Regions from separate parts of the Homo sapiens genome. Here region 1 is linked to region 2. A link is an interaction called in ENCODE POLR2A ChIA-PET data of the cell type or tissue named here. Cell type or tissue: PC-9. All regions are shown on one strand. Each heading gives the region's core, and the rest is flanking DNA. Links, peaks and the distances in the headings are about the cores only.

Region 1 (7,909 bases), core at 2,507-6,506, 290 kb before region 2:
CCTTCACGGTGGGAACCCGCCACTTGAACATTCTACATCTCCCTCCTCCTGACTCCAGGGCTGGGCAAAGTGGAGGGATCTGCTCCTGGGGCCTGCAGGCATTTGCACTGAAAAGGCTTCAAGTAGAACTTACTGCTCACACTAGCACCAAAAACTCTTTGTTGAACAATTCCTCTCTCCCCTTGGCTGGTTTCCCACTATCCCATTCACAATGACATCCTTCCCTACGTCACCCTTTGTCAACTCTCCAGCCTTCCCTGGCTCCCCCGGGCTCCTGCTTCCACACTGACTCCAGGCCTCTCACTCCCTCTGAGAGGACTCCTCGCTCAGAGGACCTTCCTGCCTCTGGAATCCTAAGACCTTTCCTTGGTTGTCTGAAGGGCACAGATGGTGTCACACACTAGGGATGTCTGCCGGGTGTTCATCCTGATATCCGTCAGGATGCTGGCCTCGGCTTTGCAACTCAATCATCCAGGAGATGCTTCATAAATGGTCAGCAAGTGTTTGAACCTACGTTGTATGGCAGACACTTGCTTCTAATAGAAAATTCAACCGAGGCTTTAAGTCAAAATAAAAATTGCTAACAATCACAGAGTCCTTACAGTGCCCCAGGCACTTTTCCAAATGCTTGCCTGTATTAACTCAGGTAGTGATCCCAGAACCCTTACAAGGTTGGTGCTATTAGTCTTCTCATTTTAGAGATGAGGAAACTGTCCTATGAAGAGGTTTGAAAACTTGCCCAAGAGCATCTGGCTCCAGAGCCTGGGCTCTTAACTGCAGCACTACAAAGGATTATATCAAGACCACAATTAAAGCAAATCTTACCTGAAGCCCACTCACATGTACAGTATTTGTTTTATGGGGGTCCTGAAACTAGCTACATGTGCCTCTGCAAATGTCATCAAGTTTCTAGGCTCCTTGTATTACACATTACAGCAACTGAAGACAGTTGATAGATGGCTGTTCCCCTTCTTCCTTGATTTGCAGCATAGTCAAGCCTTCGGGTCTGGAGACAGGAAAGAGCTGAGGTAAGAGAAATGAGGCCCTAAGAGGAGCACAGATGACCAAGTGGGGTCCTTAGAGGAAACACTGGCCAAGTTGGTTTCAGCAGTCACGATTCTTCATAACTCCTCTGCCAGTGTGCACCTGGCCCCAACCCCCGGACTCTGCCTACTACCGGGTCAGTGCAGTCTCCATCCTGGGGCCAGTGTGCTGCCAGCTTACAGCTCCAAACAGAGAAAGGTAGGCTTGCCATCAGGCCTAGGCCAAAACCCCCTGCCAAGCCGGTTCTCCTAGATTCCAACCCAAAGCAGGAACAAAGACAGGGTTGGAAGAAGGAGAGAGAACTGAAACCAAGGAACTGAACATTGTAGCTGTGCCAGAGCTCTCAGCACAGGGCTGGTAGCTGCCTCATTAAGGCCTGCAGCCAGGAGGGTAGGGTACACACTGAGCCCCTTTCACTCTGTGAGCCAGATCAGCTGTTGTCTGTTGAGGGCTGACAGAGGCCTTGCCTGCTACGAAGAGGTGAGAGGTAATTTATCTCCCTCCAGCGGGGCTTCCTGTTGGTGGTGATTTAAGTGCAAACTCCACACCAGGGTCCTGCCAGGCCATGTGGGATTCAACAGCCCTCAAGGACTCTTTTGGGAGTTGGGTATCTTAAAGACAAGTTCAGAGATGGAAGAAGCTGCATGATCAAGCCCAATTCCCTCATAGTTACGATGAAGGGAGGAGGGCTGACCAAGGTTAACTGGTGACTCAGTGGCAGTTTGGATTAGAATCCAAGTTAACCCCAGATATCATGGTCACTTTCTGGTTTTCTCCCTCTCTCCCTCTTTATTTATTTTTAAATCTGCATCCTTGTTGTACCAAGAAAGTGCCACAGAGGGGCAGCACTGTGGGGTTTTGAAGGAGAAAGGAACTCTTTCCAGCTGGGCTATCAAGTCAGGCTTCCTTGGCGAGGTAGTCTTTGGTGTGGATTCTGAGGACAAGGAGGACTACAGAGCCCAGGCCAGGATGAGAGTGTGCTCGAAACTGCCTCAGTGCAGGAGCAGGGGCAAGAGGATGCTGCCTCTAAAAAGAACATTGCCCCTTTCTCTCTTCACTCCCTCTTCCCAGCATCTTCTCTTTCTTTCTCTTTTTAAACAATCCTTTTGAATTTCTCCTGATATAAAAGGGAATGCTCACTCCCCCTGGGTGCAGCCAGGGTTTTGGAGAGAATGGGGTCAGAGAAAGCACTTGTTGAGGTCTACTTCTCCTTAGAGGAAGAAGAGAAGAACCCCAGGTCATATGTCTTGTCCCCAGCCCAGCCCATTAGGAAGAACAAATAGGGCCCCTAAGAACAAGAAACCAGACAGCCCTGGCTGTAAGGAGGGCAAGTGATTCTAAATGCATTTTGGTAAAGAGCATGTGACAGAGCTGCCCTTGTCTCCAAAAGACTCCATCAGAGCAAAGCACCCACCCCAAAGCCCCTCGCTGTTGAGATGTTTATGCCAACTAGAACTGAGGCATGGTTAGGTTTAGAGATGATTCTGTAAGGAGGGATGGCTGCCCAGTCTCTAGAAGTAGAACCAGCTTCCTTATAAGGTGGTGAGTTCACCATCCCTGAAAGCATGTGAGCGGACCCCCGAAGGGAAAGATGTAGCTTTCCGAGGGCTTCTAGACATATGCTGCTCTGACCTCACTGCTTGCCCGGTCCTGCATTTTGGAGTCCAGGTGAGATTCAAGTCCAAACACAATGCTTAGTTTCATAATTTCCTCCTTGGTCTGCCTGAAGCCCCATAGGCTTGTGGAGAGGGTGATACACAGCATGAACAGTGAAAGAGGGGACAATTAGACAAGAGTTTGGATCCTGATGTCCTCACAGCTGTGGGCTTTGGCCAAGCCATTTCCTCCCTGAGCTTCAGTCTCATCTTCTGTACCTGGTCCCAGGCTACCTCCTGGAGCTTGTGAACATCCAGTACCACGAAGTGCAGAGATCTTGGCACAACTGGGGAAGTGTGCAGGTGAAAGATTAAGTCTAGCCCATCCATTCATCTTGCAGCCAGCAGGGGTGATAGGAGGTCAACTGCACCATGCTCTGAGCTAGGTTCTAGAATAAATTCTACATAATGTACACATATATACATACACACATATATACCCATATATACACACACGTAGGTACATGCATATGTACATACACACGTACATAAAACCCTCTGTGTGTGTGTGCATATATAGATATATATATATATACACACACACATATACATATTCTACCCCAAGAGTTCCACCCCAAGAGTTCCAAAGGGAAGGTAGCAGGGGAAATACAGTTTTCACTTAGAAGAAGCAGACTCAGGTCTCTGTAAAGCTGCATTTTACCACCAGAGAGCTATGGTGTAATCCATGCTGTTAAATCAGCGTTTCTGGATGATGAAGATGAATTCCTCCTCCTTTCTACTTCTTTTCTTGGTCCCCTTACCCTATTCTGCTCACTAACACCTCCATAGGGTCAGAGAAAAGATCAATTCAAATTAGTCAATTTGCTTCTTTTTAGTCGCTGTTGGGAACAAAGTGGGAGGATGAGGAGGTGGCTACTAATGGATTTTTGAAAAGCAGAGTTGAGGCATTATCTGAGCATGATGAGCAGGCTGGCTATTTCCTCCTCACCCATGACAGAGAAATGAATGTTGGCCCTTATTTATAGAGTGCAGTTCTGTACCTGAGCATCTCTCTTCCAGCTCGCAACTCCTACTCATCCTTCAATGCCCAAATCATATGGCTCCTTTTGGAGCCTTCCCTGACTTTCCTGGGCAGAGAACACATTTCATCCTCTGCATCCACATCACTTTGTTCATGTCTGGGTTCTTGTCTGCCATCTGCTTCTCTGTTGGCTGCTTTTGTCTTTGTCACGTGATTAGAAACTCCTTGAGGTGCTGACCTTGTCTGATTTGTCCTGATGTTCACGGCCCAACACAGGGTGTGACCATTGGTAGATACTCAGATATTACCTGTTTAATGAGTGCGTAATTTCTAAAAGAACACTCTGACTTTAGTATTCAGTGGAGAGAGGGTTAAGGAATGGATATTACTCATTCATTTTCTGATGGGAAGAAAATGTAACAAGACCTAAATCCCATCATTTCTACTAGAATAGTTTAAGTTTTTGCCAGCCAGTTCTAAGAGAAACAAAACTTATGTTCTAACCATTTCACAGCTATCTGTGTACTAAGACTGGGCATGAAATGACAAGTTTAGCATTCACTGCAGCATCAATGGTGGGAAGGGACATTGTATGCATCTGCTACCCACAGCCATCTCATTCAGTTGATCTGTGTGAACTTATTTTACAGCCAAGGAAACTATAATCTTATAATAATATATGAAAGAGGTATAAAATAAGCATTTTAAGGAACCAGGGTTTCAAATAAAATTAGGCTCTTTGCCTCTTAAAACTCCAATCCTAATAACTCATCCATTTTTGCTTAAAAACTGTGAGCAGTTCTAAGCTGTCCTCAAAACAGACTCAAACCACTTAGCTTGGTCTGAAAAATCCCTGATTCATACCCTCACCTCCCTCTCTAAGTGAGTCCCTTGGTCTCTCAGACTCACCTCTCCACATTCCACAGTCTCAGGAGGGAGGTGAAGGTGCACAGGATTCCCCGAGGCACAGTCCTTGCCTATGTGTCTCCATCTCCCGGCCTGGAAATTCCTAACACCCTTCCCTGAAGCATCTTAACCTCCTTGCTTGGTTCCTGCCTGGCTACATCTCATCTCCAGGACTGAGTGCAGACAACCTGCTCCCAAGAAGCTTCCATGGTTCCACCCCTCAATCTGGGTCAGGGACTCCTCCTCTGAGCTCCCCAAGCACCCATTCCTAATGCAACACTGATCAAAGTGTGTTGTCTAGCCATTAGTGCGTCTCCTGGTAAAACCAGAAGCAACTCAACTGCAGGGGCTGACCTAGTCCTCATTTATACCCAGTGCCTGGTACAGCACTCACATAGAAGAGGCACTCATATATCTGCTGAATGAATGATCCTCCTTCTACCCTGAAGGCGAGAAAGACCAATAGTCTATCATGTAAGTAAATTCCAAGAGAACAGGTAAAAGTGACCTGTGGGAGGTTCCAGTGGAAAATTCCTACTCTAGCAAATTGACTCTATGATGATCAAATTAAGACAACTGTTTACATCAACCTACTTTATCGATGCAACTTCCCCAAGAAACCTTGATAGCACCAGGCCATGGAGTCCTAAGAATGGGGCCCAGACTCATTAATCTACAGAGTCCCAGTAGCTAGGGCCCAGTAAAGATTTTTGAATGAATGACTAACACTGCATTGGGAAAGAGCTCTGGGGAAGAGAAAGGAAGGGTAGAAGAATCTCCAGAAAAGCCAGCCAGAACATAAACACCCAAGTCCTTTCTGCCCTCGCTTCATTCCACAGGCTCCTCATTCCTTCTGCTCCAATCCTACTGGTCACTCGAGACTGGGTAAAGCCCAAGTGCATTCCCCGATCAGAGATTTAGTTCTGGCTCTTCCTTCTAGCCTTGCTCCCTCACTTTCTCCAGATGCTGCCCAAATAATGCCTTATCCAGAGGTGTTCCCTGGCACTGTATATAAAACAGTAATGTCCATTTCCCTCAACTCTCTAGCTCTCTGACTTAGCTTTATTTTTTTCTGCTTTATTTTTTTCATAGCACCTAATACTACCAGATGTAATACATACATGTTTGCTACTTGTTGATGATCCCTTGATCCTACTTGAATGCAAGCTCCTTGAGAACAGGAACTTGGTTTTGTTCTGTCCTGTATCCCTAGCACCAAGATAGTGCGAGCCACCCACTGCATGGTTCATGTTCCATGAACATCTACTGACTGAATGGATGACTGGGTGAATGACTGCCTTAGAAAAGCTAACAGGCAAGGAAGAAAGCCCTGAATGAGCATGTGCTTGGACCCTGACTGTCTTGCTGAGTGCCAGGCCAGGATACCGGCCCCAAATCAATTGACCCTTACTCTTGGTCTTGGATGTAGGCTAGTCTGAAGGGAAAAAGCCACCGGGAGGGAATTAGTTTTCAGCTAATACCTCATGGGACAAAGGGCTAGGAAAGTAGTAGTTCTAACTTTGGGTATGGCAGAGAAAACCTTCCAATGGCCAGGCTGGAGAGGCAATCTGGCTAAAGTCCGGGTGAGAAAAGGCTTCTATGGATGAAGAGCTCTGAAATAAAAAGGCTGTTAACAGTTTCTCTCCTTTTTAAATCGTTGGGGCTTAACAGTATTTGTGGACAAGGCCTGTCCTAGATTTTAGGCACAAGGCTCAAATGAAATCCAGATATGGGATCAAAGCTATATTCAAGTAGCTCTAAAAAAGGGTAGGTAGGGAAAGGAGCTGGTATTTGCTGAGGTCTCCTGTAACAAGAAACCATGCTCATGCGTGATCTCACTTAATCCTCAACACCAGCTTATAACATGGAGTGTACTATCCCTACCTTACAGGTGGGGAAACAGAAGCTTGGGGATTTAAAATGGTGATTTAAGCAAAATCACTGAGCCAACACAGAGCACAGCTGAGATCTGAAGTCATGTGTGTCTAAGTCGCAAAACTGTTCTCCTTCCTCTGAATTATGCTATAGCTCAGAAACCACTCTAGAGAAAGAAACCACAAGAGGAAGAAAGGAAGCAGGCATGAGATAAACATGTTCCCCAAAGAATAAGAGTCTGGCATAAGAAACAAGTCTGGGATAAGACAATCCTGGGAATGCAAAACAAGCTTTAGATATCACCTGGTCTTACCTTCTGTCCTGTGCTTAGCTTCGTGAAATGCTTCTGGTTTTAGTTTTTCAGAAAAGTCAAGGTATCTAGCTGAAAAAGAGCTTCAAGACAGGATAGCAGAAGATAACACCAAAAACTAGTGCAAGAGTGAAGATGTGTGGCCATCTCAGTGTGTTGGCATTTTTTTCATGACTCCTGACCATGATTCCTTACACTGGGCCTGCGTAAGAGAGATGTGTTAATATACCACAATCCAGGCAGCTGAACGCTTGACCAAACTTTAGTCATCTAGGAGGAATGTCAGCCTACATCAGGTGCAACTCCAATGAAGACATTCTAGTAGATGTGGCCACATTCCTTGCACATAAGAAGGAAAGGATCCATAAGTGACTGGGAGGAGGGGAGAGAGACGAGCAATAAGCAGACAGAGACATTGCGTTGGTGGTCAGGAAAGCGGGTGATGAGAATGGTTAGCTGCAGCCTGTCTGCTGTAAGCGCCCTTGGATGAAACTTCATGAACTGAATTTGTTTCTAAAGATGTTGTAGCAGGTGGGATGCAAGTCCGTTCTCTGACATGGGATCTAAATTCCATCTCAGATTGGCTACCAAAGGACCTCTCCTCCTACTGTCTAAATCTAGTTGGCTAGCATGGGCAGAAAGGAACACTAAATGATTCTGCAAGGAAAAAGGAACCTAGATCTACAGCTCGACTCTGTTCTTCCCCTGCATGTAATTCTCAGCTACCCTCTTTCATTCCTTAACCCTCAAAAGCCTCAAGATAGCACAGATCCCACTCAGAATACAGCTATAGAACCCAGAGCCTTGAACCTTTTCCTTAATAGTTTCATGTCTTTCATAACATAAGCATGCATACGACATACTTCCTGCAGTATAATGATGGTTATCAGTGTGCTACACGTTATAACGAAAGTCAATTGTTTCTTACCTGGAAATATCTCCTGTGATTCAGTTTCACCAATCCAGGCTGATGGGATGAACCAGCTTAGCTGCTGTCTGGCCAAAGTAAGTTGGACTTCCCAAATCAGGACGGTGGCCTCCTAGAGTCCTGTAGCTTTTCTGTCCTTAAGATGGTGGTACCCTGCTAAAAAGGGAATGCAAGTCATGTTACTGTGAGAAGCAATTTCCTATTCTCCA
Region 2 (7,909 bases), core at 2,108-6,107:
GAGTAATATTTTTACAGAAACTATCAGCCAGATAATAGGATGGAAATAATAGATTGGGGATTAAAGGGCACCAAAATTGTAGTTGTAGCTGTAGTTCTCAAAGGAAAGTACTGGAAAAGCAACAAAGAATGAAAAACATTGCTTTAGCAAATGCTTTCATTTAAGGTGTTGGTGAAGAAATATAAGCATAAAAAATTGCACCTGAAATGTTTAGCTATGCCTTGTTTTCTAACAAATTTTACGTAAACTATTTTTGATGGCTGTATTAGTCCATTTTCACACTACTATGAAGATGTACCCAGACTGAGTAATTTGCAAAGGAAAAAGGTTTAATTGACTCACAGCTCCACATGGCTGGGGAGGCTTCAGGAAACTTAAAATCATCGCAGAAGGGGAAGCAGACACATTCTTCACAAGGCAGCAGAAAAGGGAAAGAGCCAAGTGGGAAGATCCCCTTATAAAACCATCAGCTCTCATGACAACTTACTCACTATCATGAGAACAGCATGGGGGAAACCACCCCCATGATCCAATCACCTCCCACTGGGTCCCTCTCTCGACACTTGGGAATTATAGTTCGAGATGAGATTTGGGATGGAACACAGAGCCAAACCATATCAATAGCTCTTTAAGGATTAAGTTTGGATATGGGTGAGAGTAAACCAAAAAGTAGTTGTGGTCTAAACAAGAGAGAATTTTATTTCTCTATATAAGTACTACAAAGACTACTTATACTTGAGGAAGGACCCTACTACATTATTGAAAATTTATGCAGTGAATCTTTCTCTCTTCTTTCCCCGAGGAGACCTCCAGCCTTTTACCAGGGTAACTGTGCACTGGGGAAAGGGAAATGATCAGACATTTCTGGACTACTGGACACTGGCTCTGAGCGGACATTGATTCCAGGGGACCCCAAATGTCATTATGGTCCTCCAGTTAAAGTAGGGGTTTATGGAGGTAAGATAATTAATGGGGTTTTAGCTCAGGTCTGACTTATTTTACAGTGGGTCCAGTAGGTCCCCAGACTCATCCTGTAGTAATTTCCCCAGTGCCAGAATGCATAATTAGCATAGACATACTTAGCAGCTGGCAGAACCCTCACATTGGTTCCCTGACTTGTAGGGTGAGAGCTATTATGGTGGAAAAGGCCAAATGGAAGCCATTAGAGCTGCCTCTACCTAGAAAAATAGGATTATGGAAATTAGTGCCAGCATCCAGGATTTGAAAGACACAGGGGTGGTGATTCCCACCACATCTCCATTCAACTCTCCTATTCGGCCTGTGCAGAAGACAGGTGGATCTTGGAGAATGACAGTGGATTATCGTAAGCTTAACCAAGTGGTGACTCCAGTTGCAGCTGCTGTACCAGATGTGGTTTCATTGCTTGAGCATATTAACACATCTCATGGTACCTGGTATGCAGCCATTGACTTGACAAATGCCTTTTTCTCTATTCGTGTCCACAAGGCCCAACAGAAGAAATTTGCCTTCAGCTGGCAAGGCCAGCAATAGGCTTTTACTGTCCTACTTCAAGGATATATCAACTTTGTGGCTTTGTGTCATAATCTTATTCGGAGAGAACTTGATTGCTTTTTGCTTCTGCAAGATATCACACTGGCCCACTACATTGATGACATTATGCTGATTGGATCCAGTGGACCAAGGAGTAGCAAACGCACTGGACTTGGTGAGACATTTGAGTGCCAGAGAATGGGAAATAAATGTGACTGAAATTCAGGGAACTTCCATCTCAGTAAAATTTCTACAGGTCCAGTGATGTGGGACCTGTTGAGATATTCCTTCTAAGATAAAGGATAAGCTGCTGCATTTGGCCTCTCCTACAACCAAGAAAGAGGCACAATGCCTAGTGCACCTATTTGGATTTTGGAGGCAACACATTCCTCATTTGGGTGTGCTACTCTAGCCCATTTATCTAGTGACCCGAGAGACTGCCAATTTTGAGTGGGGCCCAGAACAGGAGAAGGCTCTGCAACAGGTCCAGGCTGCTGTGCAAGCTGCTCTGCCATTTGGGACATATAACATAGCAGATCCAATGGTGCTTGAGGTATCAGTGGCAGATAGACATGTTGTTGGAGCCTTTGGCAAGCTCCCATAGGTGAATCACAGCAGAGGCCTCTAGGATTTTGGAGCAAGACCATGCCACCTTCTGCAGATACTACTCTCCTTTTGAGAGACAGATCTTGGCCTGTTACTGGGCTTTGGTGGAAACTGAACGTTTGACTGTGGATCATCAAGTCACTGTGAGACCTGAACTGCCTATCATAAACTGGGTGCTTTCTGACCCATCTTGCCATAAAGTGGGTCATGCACAACAGCATTCCATCATCAAATGGAAGTGGTATATATGTGATTGGGCTGGAGCAGGCCCTGAAGGCACAAGTAAGTTACATGAGGAAGTGACTCAAATGCCCATGGTCTCCACTCCTGCCACCCTGCCTTCTCTCCCAAAACCTGCACTGATGGCCTCATGGGGAGTTCTCTATGATCAGTTGACAGAGGAAGAGATGACTAGGGCCTGGTTCACAGATGGTTTTGCATGATATTCAGGCACCCCCCGAAAGTGGACAGCTGCAGCACTACAGCCCCTTTCTAGGACATCCCTGAAGGACAGCACTGAAGGTAAATCTTCCCAGTGGGCAGAACTTCAAGCAATGAACCTGGTTGTGCAGTTTACGTGGAGGGAGATATGGCCAGATGTGTGATTATATACTGATTCATGGGCTATAGCCAGTGGCTTGGCTGGACAGTTGGGGACTTGGAAGAAGCATGATTGGAAAATTGGTGACAAAGAAATTTGGGGAAGAAGTATGTGGATGGACCTCTTTCAGTGTTCAAAAACTGTGAAGATATTTGTATTCCATGTGAGTGATCACCAGCGGGTGACCTCAGTGGAGGTGGAATTTAATAATAAAGTGGATAGGATGACTTATTCTGTGGATACCACTCAGCCTCTTTCCCTAGCCATCCCTGTCATTGCCCAATGGGCCCATGAACAAAGTGGCCAAGGTGGCAGGGACGGAGGTGAGGCATGGACTTTCACTCACCAAGGCTGACCTGGCTATGGCCATTGCCACTGCTGAGTGCCCAATTTGCCAGCAGCAGAGACCAACACTCAGCCCTTGATATATCACCGTTCATCAGGGTGATCAGCCAGCTACCTGGTGGCAGGTGGATTACATTGGAGCTCTTCCATCAAGGAAAGGACAGAGGTTTGTCCTCACTGGAATATAGACACTTACTCCAGATATGGGTTTGCCTATCCTGCACACAATGCTTCTGCTAAGACTACTATCTGTGAACTCACAGAATGCCTTATCCATTGTCATGGTATTCCACACAGCATTGCCTGTGACCAAGGCACTCACTTTAGAGCTAAAGAAGTGTGGCAGTAGGCTCATGCTCATGGAATTCACTGGTCTTACCATGTTCCCCATCATCCTGAAGCAGCTGGATTGATAGAACGGTGGAATGGCCTTTTGAAGTCACAATTACAATGCCAACCAGGTGACAATACATTGCAGGGCTGGGGCAAAGTTCTCCAGAAGGCTGTGTATGCTCTGAATCAGCGTCTAATATATGGTATTATTTCTCCCATAGTCAGGATTCATGGGTCCAGGAATCAAAGGGTAGAAGTGGAAGGGGCATCACTCACCATCACCCCTAGTGATTCACTAGCAAAATTGTTGCTTTCTGTTCTCGCGACATTATGTTCTGCTGGCCTAGAGGTTTTCATTCCAGAGGGAGCAATGCTGCCACCAGGAGACACAATAACAATTCCGCCAAACTGGGAGTTAAGATTGCCACCTGGACACTTTGGGCTTCTCCTACCTTTAAGTAACAGGCTAAGAAGGGAGTTAAAAGGTTAGCTGGGGTGATTGACCTGGACTATCAAGATGAAATCAGTCTACTTCTCCAGGACTGGGTGAGGAAGGGTATGCATGGAATGCAGGAGATCCAGTAGGGCGTCTCTTAGTATTACCATGTCCTGTGATTAAGGTCAATGGGAAACTACAACAGCCCAATACAGGCAGGACTACAAATGACCCAGACCCTTCAGGAATGAAAGTTTGAGTCACTCTACCAGAAAAAAAGCCACGACCTGCTGAGGTGCTTGCTGAAGGCAAAGGGAATACAGAATGGGTGGTAGAAGGTAGTCATAAATACCAGCTATGACCACGTGACCAGCTGCAGCAAGGAGGACTGTTATTTTCATGAGTATTTCCTCCTTCCTTTTTAAAAAACATGTTTGTGCATGTGTACATTGTACAAATGGATGAAGAAAATATCTTCATTTTATTTCCTTTTCTGTTATCATGTGACATGAGATTTATTGACTTCACATCAGCATTTAAGTATTGTTAACTTTATGTAATAGTATTTGGGTTGGGGATTGGTGCTTTTCCAGTTGTACGATGAATAGTTGTATTACGTTAGGCATAATTATGACTTATTATTGTCTTTATTTGAAGATTATGTATGATCTCAGGAGATGTGTATGGGTTCAAGTTAACAAGGGGTGGACTTGTGATGGTTAATACTGAGTGTCCACTTGATTGGACTGAAGGATGCAATCTTGATTCTGGGTGTGTCTGTAGGGTGTTGCCAAAAGAGATTAACATTTGAGTTAGTGGGCGGAGTCTTCAGTTTTGGGACTCAGACTGGCTCTCCTTGCTCCTCAGCTTGCAGACAGCCTATTGCGGGACCTTGTGATCATGTAAGTTAATACTTAACAAACTCCCCTTTATATACCTATAATACACGTATCCTAATAGAACCCTGACTAATACAGCTACATTAGCGCTGCATTGTATTAAGGACCCTAATCCTTCAAGCTTATGGCTCTGCCATGTGACTGCCATTCCCACGGTGACCTCTTCATCAAGGATGGCTACCCCAACCACATTAAAGCCAGCAGAAAGAGTTGGACAGATCATTTCCCCTTACATCATTTTGGCCGTAACTTAGTCATACAGACATACCTAAATTCAAAGGAAGCTAGCAATGTAGTCTGTATTCTAGATGGCCATATACACAGATAAAATATGCAAATTCTATTACCAAGAAAGAAGGGAACAGCAGATATTGGGGGATATATAGTTGTCTTTAACGCAAATAAATTAATGTGTATTTCATTTCTTTTATCCCTCATAGAATACAGTGTTGGAGCAGGGTAATATTAGATATTAAATTAAATGCATGGTAATCCATATAGTAGTTGATTGCCTGTGTGAGAAGATCTTATGAAATTTCCCTTTGATTATTTCCAAGGGACAGATAAGGCAAAGTCATGCTTCTCTAGCAGTCTCTGAAGAATGGAAAGCTTTTCAATTTGAGATAGAGTTTACTAGAAGTAAGATGAATTGAAAAGATGAAGGTTAAAGGCCAGAAATGTGTTGAATGACAACAGTAATGAGAACAATTATCCCTAAAAAGGAGTAAGGGAGTGATGTGGATTGGGTATGGACTCAATGGGTGTCAGAAAATGTAAAAAGGCAATACAGAGGAAGTTAGGAAAGTTAACTAGATTTTTTTGTGCTGATACAAATTGACCATGCCCATCCTGCAATATGTCATATACGCTTCTAATACATTTTTAATTAAAGTCAGCATGATGTATTAAAACAAAGCATAATAATAATAAAATTTTAAAAAATGTAAACTTTTACAATCATTGAAAGGCAAAAATAAAATAAAACAAAATAAAATACAGTTGATCCTTAATATCTGTGGTACATTTATTCCAGGACGCCCCTCTTCACCCTCCAGATACCAAAGTCTATAGATGCTCAAGTCACTAATATAAAATGGTGTAGTATTTGCATATAACCTATGCACATCCTCTCATAGACTTTATTTCTAATTAATTTTATTATTTTTAATTTTTGTGGGTACATAGTATGTATTTATATGTGTATATATATACATATATATGGGGTACATTACATGTTTTGATATAGTGATAGCTTAACAGGATGACTATAGTCAATAATAACTTGATTGTACATTTTAAATAAGAGTGCAATTGGATTGTTTGTAACTCCTGTATACTTTAAATCATCTCCAGTTTACTAATACCTAATACAATGTAAATGCAAGGTAAATAATTGTTATACTGTATTGTTTAAGGGATAATGACAAGAAATAAAGTCTGTACATGTTCACTGCAGAAGCAGCCATCCATTCTTCTTTTTAAAAAAATATTTTTGACTAGTGGATACACAGGCTGACTGTATTCTCAAAATATGCAATAAAATTTCCTCAAAGACAGAATAAACTGAATGGAACAAATAGCTCCAGAGCCAGAGGGAACACCTTAAAGTAACCTTGTTTAAACTTGCAGCATCTTTGCTATTATGCCTTTTTATTTGTGTTTAACTTTAAAAATCACCAAAATTTAAAAAATTTAAAATGTATTCCAATAAATATTTTAAGCTTAAAATTTCACCATAAATTTGACATATCCTTGTCAATAAATTTCAAATATGAAATTCCAGAAAGTAAAAATTCAATTTTCCATAATCCCTACATCCAAAATTAATCATTTGCTATATAACTTTATAGGCTTTTTACTATGGATTTATTTAGGCTAACTATTTGGAATAAAAATGTAATACATATTTTGTGAGTTACTGGTAGGATGATACTGAATTACAAAGAGAGAAGAAAACATATCAGATTTATAATTAGGAAATTTATTTATTTATTCTAAATAATTCATAAACTTAAGCTGGTATATGTGTGTTCATACAACAGCAACATTTTATTTGTATTGCCCCCATAATTCATGAAAAGTGAAGATCTTAGTGCTGCCAAAGAGGCATCATGATGCAAGGTTTTCACACATCTTGGATGGAAATTTCAATGAGTGTAATTTTTTATTGAAGTCAAATCTGTTGCGATATAGCTGTGCTAATTTTTTTAAATCAAAGAACAGTTTCCTCCTACAACAGCAAGAAAACGTTTATCAAAATACTTTTTTAGTGAAGAGATTTCACTGAATCACTTTCATGTTTATAATTAATACTCTAATTTGAATCACATATAAATAAATTTTTCTAAGCACCAAGGGCCCTAACAATCAAGTTTCTCCAGCTAAGTCCCAGATATCATCTTTATAGCAATTCTCTTAATGCACAGCAAAATCGCCCACAGTTTTGCTTTAAAATTATTAACTAAGAGGGTCCAGGCCGGACGCGGTGGCTCACGCCTGTAATCCCAGCACTTTGGGAGGCCGAGGCGGGTGGATCACGAGGTCAGGAGATTGAGACCATCCTGCTAACACGGTGAAATCTCGTCTCTACTAAAAATACAAAAAATTAGCCGGGCGTGGTGGCAGGCGCCTGTAGCCCCAGCTACTCGGGAGGCTGAGGCAAGAGAATGGCATGAACCCGGAAGGCGGAGCTGGCAGTGAGCTGAGATCACGCCACTGCACTCCAGCCCCGGGTGACAGAGCGAGACTCCGTCTCAAAAAAAAAAAAAAAAAAAGCGTTCAAGCTTGAAAAAAAAAAAACCCAAAATATTTTTATGAACCACTCCCCTCCATTACTAAAATTAAAAATGAATTAACCTATTTTACCATTTTAAAATAATTTTACAATTAAGAAACAAAAAAACACTCAGCTCAGGAAATCTCACAAATAGCTTTCTCAGCGGAGCCACTGTGTATTGCTGCAGAGCTAGCTTTCAAAATCTGTTCCTATTTTGTTATAAATTAATTAATGGAGATGTCGTTTTCTCAAAATATGGTATTGTTCTTGAACCCTACAATACCAATAGCCAATCTCGGACTCTCAGAGGTGAGAGGTTTACCTGGATGATGCTGTGCTTTCTGACCACACAGGGGGCCACTTTATCACTGTCACAATTTTGTCTATCCCAGACTTGCCCT

Evidence for each region. ChIA-PET counts read pairs that join two places held together with the same protein. Peaks named below come from ENCODE experiments on the same cell type or tissue, not always from the same donor. Only the 100,000 strongest peaks of a DNase experiment are listed, where the experiment ranks them.
Region 1: POLR2A ChIA-PET joins it to region 2 with 6 read pairs; 1 of 35 experiments calls an interaction of 5 or more read pairs at or near these places.

What each region holds. Positions count from the first base shown.
Region 1 is chr2:16,616,164-16,624,072 of GRCh38, forward strand. It overlaps CYRIA (CYFIP related Rac1 interactor A), which reads right to left. Exons shown (of 12, transcript NM_030797.4): 2 at 7,701-7,856. Among named protein-coding and RNA genes, the nearest start is that of CYRIA, 46 kb to the right of the region's middle. In PC-9, for the core only: a CTCF peak has its summit at 4,718; DNase peaks (open chromatin) are centred at 4,608 and 5,358; H3K27ac peaks cover 2,765 bases.
Region 2 is chr2:16,911,482-16,919,390 of GRCh38, forward strand. No RefSeq gene overlaps it. Among named protein-coding and RNA genes, the nearest start is that of LINC01866, 51 kb to the right of the region's middle. In PC-9, for the core only: a CTCF peak has its summit at 3,737; a DNase peak (open chromatin) is centred at 4,030; H3K4me3 peaks cover 314 bases; H3K27ac peaks cover 2,627 bases.